Linked DNA regions of Homo sapiens: region 2 is linked to region 1. The links are chromatin loops, found by intact Hi-C in ENCODE. Cell type or tissue: heart left ventricle. All regions are shown on one strand. Links, peaks and the distances in the headings refer to the core of each region. The heading gives the core; the rest is flanking DNA. Region 1 has its middle 56 kb from the start of LINC01675. Region 2 has its middle 21 kb from the start of MIR3658.

Evidence for each region. A loop is a pair of places that touch in the nucleus more often than their neighbours do. Peaks named below come from ENCODE experiments on the same cell type or tissue, not always from the same donor. Only the 100,000 strongest peaks of a DNase experiment are listed, where the experiment ranks them.
Region 2: a loop joins it to region 1, with 14 times the contacts of the local background. A loop is called at or near these places in 59 of 110 quality-filtered maps.

Annotation. Positions count from the first base shown.
Region 1 is chr1:166,432,684-166,435,602 of GRCh38, reverse strand. No RefSeq gene overlaps it. Among named protein-coding and RNA genes, the nearest start is that of LINC01675, 56 kb to the left of the region's middle. In heart left ventricle, for the core only: a CTCF peak has its summit at 1,704 (motif pointing right); no DNase peak of the experiment used is centred there.
Region 2 is chr1:165,926,976-165,929,894 of GRCh38, reverse strand. No RefSeq gene overlaps it. Among named protein-coding and RNA genes, the nearest start is that of MIR3658, 21 kb to the right of the region's middle. RefSeq lists a silencer at 1,513-1,622. In heart left ventricle, for the core only: a CTCF peak has its summit at 1,606 (motif pointing left); no DNase peak of the experiment used is centred there.

The sequences.
Region 1 (2,919 bases), core at 246-2,745:
GGGAGAAGTTGAAATAAAAATCAGTGTAACAAAGGCCTCAGCCAATCCTACCGGAAGCTCTGGAATTGGATGGCCTTCTATAGTTATCCCAAATGGGGAAAGGAGGCAAGCCTTCACATCTCCACATAAACCAATCATTGGATGTGGCCTGACCCCAAGATGGGGATGAGGTTTGAGGGAGGGGCAGTTCTCTTCATCTGAAAGCTATTGACCAACAACAATTCCAGTCCTAGGTGGGGGTATTCTGGGAAGATCACCATGGCATCCACTGCAAATATTTATGCCTTAGATCTGAGTTGCAATAATTCAGAAGAATAAATTTTGCATTTGAAATATTTGGGGTATTATTGGGCAAGGCAGACTTCTGGAAGGGATTTAGGTAACATGCTTCATACTACCAGATTTCATCAGTTATCATCATCAAGATAGATATCAACAATTTGGAAGATGAATTCCAATTTTATTATTACTTTATATATTATGAAAAAATAAAAATTGCCACCAATTAAATTATGATGCACCATATTATATGTAAGAGGTATCTCAATTTCAGAGATAGGAAAGTGTAAATAAAGCCCCCCTGGATCTTAGAATTGATATGTAGTAAGTTTTAACACCCCTCCTTGCCATACACACACACACACACACACACACACAGAAGAAAATGGTGTTTTTCGTGGTGTTAGTGAATGTTGCCAAAATGGAAGTAAAGTAGGGTAGATTTATTGGCAAGATCATCCTCAGTCCAGGTGTCCAGATAAAGTAAAAGTTGTTCACTGCTTTACTTCCCTACATCGTACCTATGTCATGGTATATGTAGGGTAGGGAGCACATCCCAGTGGATAAATGGCATTTGGCATTCACAGAAAAGAGGACCCAGGGAAGACGTCCAGACCAGAAGGGACTTACTAACCCACTCACTTACTCAGGAGTCCTTCTCAGCTCAGGACACATGTGCCTGGGGTTGGCCATTCTGTCTCTCTCATCCTTTAATCCTAAGACTATAATAAAGGGAAAGGGGCCCTCACTCTTTCCCTAACCCACCCCAACTTTTCCTTTGACAAGAAAGATGTAGAAACAGTGTTCAGGAGTGAGGATACTCACCACTATGCAAGGCACAGTTCATTCTCTCTCAGTCCACGCACACCTCAGGCTCTGCCTTCTCTGTCCCACCTACTCTGTGGCAAACAATTCTTCTCTCTTCAGTCATAGCAAAAACTCTTGACATGTTCCCTCCTTCGTGTAATGTTTTATGATGACCTGAATGAGAATCAATCTTCTTGGTCTCTTCCTTTCTAAACTCCCACAGAGGCCTCTTCACTCATGTTTCTCACTTTAAATGTACTTACATCTTTGCTTGAACAGCATTCAGACTTGGTTTAATTGCAGCATTTTTCTGGGATGTGGCTGTCAGCATATCCTTCACAGGCTGACACATGACCACAATGTCTCTCCCACATTTTCAGCAACACAGATAATGGACTTGGCGGTGAATGCTGATTAAAGTCATGGAGCCTCTTGCTAGCTTCTGTTGCTGCTGCTGATGCAGAGTCAGGATCTTAAATGTACATCAAGATCTCCCAGTTGATCCTACAAGGTCTATCCTGGACAAGGGTGCAGGGTTTTCCCAGCAGCCCTCTACAATGGGATGATTTGCTGCTCGGGGTTGCTCTGATTTTCTAAGATGCTGGGGGGAACTGGAAAGCATCAACATTTATCATGCACTAGAGGGTGCCAAAGTCCTGGGTAACTGAGTCCATCTAGGAAGAGTGTGTCTCACCTTGAAGCCCCAGGAAAGAGAAGCAGCGTCCAAATTTCTAAAGTTCTTAAAAAATGACGAGTTCATGTCCTTTGTAGGGACATGGATGAAGCTGGAAACCATCATTCTCAGCAAACTATCGCAAGGACAAAAAACCAAACACCACATGTTCTCACTCATAGGTGGGAATTGAACAATGAGAACACATGGACACAGGAAAGGGAACATCACATACCAGGGACTGTTGTGGGGTGTGGGGAGGGGGGAGGGATAGCATTAGGAGATATACCTAACTGCTAAATGACGAGTTAATGGGTGCAGCACACCAACATGGCACATGTATACATATGTAACAAACCTGCACGTTGTGCACATGTATCCTAAAACTTAAAGTATAATAATAATAAATTTAAAAAAAGAAAAAAAAGAAATTCAAATAACCAAAAAATAAAAAATAAATAAATAAGTAAAGTTCTGCAGCTGGACTGGGCATGAGGACATCTGCTGGAACACATGCCTGCATTATCAGAGAGACTATTCTAAAACATTCAGTAGATCAGGATCTATACCACTGCTGAAGGTTTTTCAAAGGCAACACCACTGTGATTGAAAAAATATATATTTTAACAGTAGTAATAGCTACCTATTTGCATACTATTTATTGTATGCCATACACTGTTGTAAGCACCTTATATACATTAGATCCTGTCAACAATGCTAAAACATTATCTTCAAGTTATAGATGAGAAAACTAAGGCAGAGCGCTTAAGAAATTTGCCCAAGATCACGTAGCTTGTAAGTGGCAGGACCAGGATTCAAATCCAGGAGTCCAGGTACAAGGCCTTCAACACTCTGCTTCACTCACATGTCAACACAAGTATCAGGCACTCTATAGCCACATTTCTTGTCAGAAGTAAACATAAATTTCCTCCAGCTTCCCTGGTTAGGCAACTACCACGTTCAGTACCCTTACTAGTAGAAAGTTCTTTCTTAACAGTCCCATGAATCCAGTTCCTCTTTTTTACTTCCACCCTAGATTTTTTTTTAATCTATCTATATATATTTTTGCACTCTAGACTTTTTGACCATATTATGGAGTATTTACTGACTGCCCAGCCTCAACAAATGGGGATTTTTTTTTTTTAAGATGAGGTTTCGCT
Region 2 (2,919 bases), core at 206-2,705, 510 kb after region 1:
AAGTGAGGGAGCCACCTGTGTCCAGTGTGGAAGAGAGTCCCTTCCTGTGCTCAAGGAGCTGGCTATGCACTAGGCTGCAGTCAATGAGGTTTGCTACATCCCATCTTTAGGAAAATATGATTTAATGACAAGAATGTCCTTTTGGAGAGAGCAAATCAATAGCTCTGGGCAGTATCTTTGGACAGGTTTAGCCATATTCTCAAAGTAAAGGGTTTCAATCTGTGAAATGTGAAGAAAACTCTATAGTCATTACCAAAAAAAAAAAAAATAGACTTCAGTTAGTCAACTGGATAATAAGACTCAAGACTCACTCCCACCCCTCTATCCCACCCCCTGGCTCGTGTTCTGAAACAAAAGCAAAAAATAAGCACAAATTGTGCTGAGAAAATGATTAGCTTGGGCTCCTTTGAAGCCCTAAGTCACAAGCATCAGCCCATCTGCCGCTTGCCTTCACCCCATATTTTAGCCAAATCTTCACACGGAATTCCATGGTCCCAGGCTTTGCTGACCACTCCCCTCTCAGGAAGTCTTCTGTTTCCTCTGTCCCATCATTCAGATCAAGATGGACCTCTAACTTTCTCAAGTGGCCTCCAGCAAGATTCTGCTCTCCTTACCAGACAGTCCTGACTGGGGTGCTGTATTGCTAACTGGAAATAGCTTAAAGGGTTGTCCCTCTCGGAGGCAGCATCCTTCCTCTCAAAAGCTACTCTGAGTTTAGGGAACAGCCACCTTAAGGGAGACTTAGGCCAAGCCACAGAGACAGGTAAAATGAAATGTGGATGCTTCCATAGCATCTAAGTTGGAAATGTGCCTTTAAAATGCAGATATCAGCTGGGCGTGATGCCTCACACCTGTAATCCCAGCACTTTGGGAAGCCAAGGCAGGCGGATCACCTGAGGCCAGGAGTTTGAGACCAACCTGGCCAACATGGTGAAACCCCATCTGTACTAAAAATACAAAAATTAGCTGGGCATGGTGGTGAGTGCCTGTAATCCCAGCTACTCAGGAGGCTGAGGCAGGAGAATTGCTTGAACCTGGAGGGCAGAGGTTGCAGTGAGCCAAGATCGCACCGCTGCACTCTAGCATGGGCAACAGAGTGAAACTCTGTCTCAAAAATAATAACAATAAATAAAATGCAGATATGAATGACAAGGTCCCAAATAGGGATATTATAAGGAAACACAAACCCAGGCTAAGGGCCGAGGTGCTCACCTGCTGGTCAGGTGAACAGGGACTTCCACGGAGTAGCTCCGTGGAGAGCCGAGCACTGTAAAGATATCCAGGAGGGAGAGGGTTGGAGAACAGAACTCAGTCTTTGAGATAGCATGACATGGGGGAGGCAGCAGGGTGTAAGGGTATTGGGTTTACATTCTGCAGGCAGAAAAACACGGGTTCAAATTCCGGCTTCTCCATGTATTGCTGACGACATAATTTACTTAACATCTCCTAAAGCTCAATTCCCTTTATGGAAAGAGGGGTAATTCAATCTACCTCACAGGATTCAAATGAGGTTTAAAACAAAACAATGCATTTCAGTGACAGGCATACAGTAGAGGCTAACTAGATAAATGGTTGATGAACGAAATGAATGCGAGAAATTACAATTGCGCCCCCTGGTGAGGTTTTGAAGCCTAGCACATTGGAGAATGACAAGCACATGGGAGATAGTGTCATTACAGGATGTGTCAATGTGTCATGGCCAATACTTACACACACACACACACACACACACACACACAGTCTACCTCTGCCAGATTCTCCTTGCTGCTACAGCAGCAAATAGAAATGACCATGTATTAGTCCTTTCTCCTTATTCTCACACATACACAAATGCAACCAAGAGAAAAATCTCCACATCTAAGTGTGTCCAAAAGTCATATCCAAGTTCTGTATTATCAAATATCTATTAGCAAACTCAACAAAAATAAACGATGGAGAAAAGATTCCCTATTCAATAAATGGTGCCGGGATGACTGGCTATACATAGGTAAAAGAATAAAACTGGACTCCTACCTATCACCACATACAAACAATAACTCAAGACGGATTAACGACTTAAATGTAAGACCTCAAGCTATAAGAATCCTAAAAGAAAGCTTAGGAAATACCCTTCTCAATATTGGCCTTGGCAAAGAATTTATGACTAAGTCCTCAAATGCAACTGCAACAAAAACAAAAATTGACAAGTGGGACCTAATTAAACTAAAGAGCTTCTGCACAGCAAGAGAAACCATCGAGGAAGTAAAGAGACAACCTACAGAATGGAAGAAAATATTCACAAACTATGCATCTAACAAATGTCTAAGACCCAAAATCGATATAAAAACTTAAATCAATAAGCAAAAAGCAAATAACCTCATTAAAAGTTGACAAAAGACATGGACAAACACTTCTAAAACGAAGACATACAACCAGCCAACAAACATATGACAAAATGCTCAACAACACTAATCATCAGAGAAATGCAAATCAAAACCACAATGAGATACCATCTCTCGCCTGTCAGAGTGACTTTTGTTAAAAAGTCAAAAAATAACAGGTGCTAGCAAGGCTATGGAGAAAAGGGAACACATATGCTGTTGGCAAGAATGCAAATTAGTCTAGCCACTGTAGAGAGCAGTTTGTAGATTTCTCAAAGAAGTTAGGCTGAACTACTATTTGTCCCAGCAATCCCATTACCAGATATATGCCCAAAGGAAAATAAATCATTCTACCAAAAGGATACATGCACCCATATGTTCACTGCAGCACTATTCACAATAGCAAAAACATGGAATCAACCCAGGTGCCCAACAACAGTGGACTGGATAAAGAAAATGTGGTATATATTCGCCATGGAATACTACACAGCCATAAAAAAGAACAAAATCAGCTGGGCGCGGTGGCTCCTGCCTGTAATCCCGCACTTTGGGAGGCCGA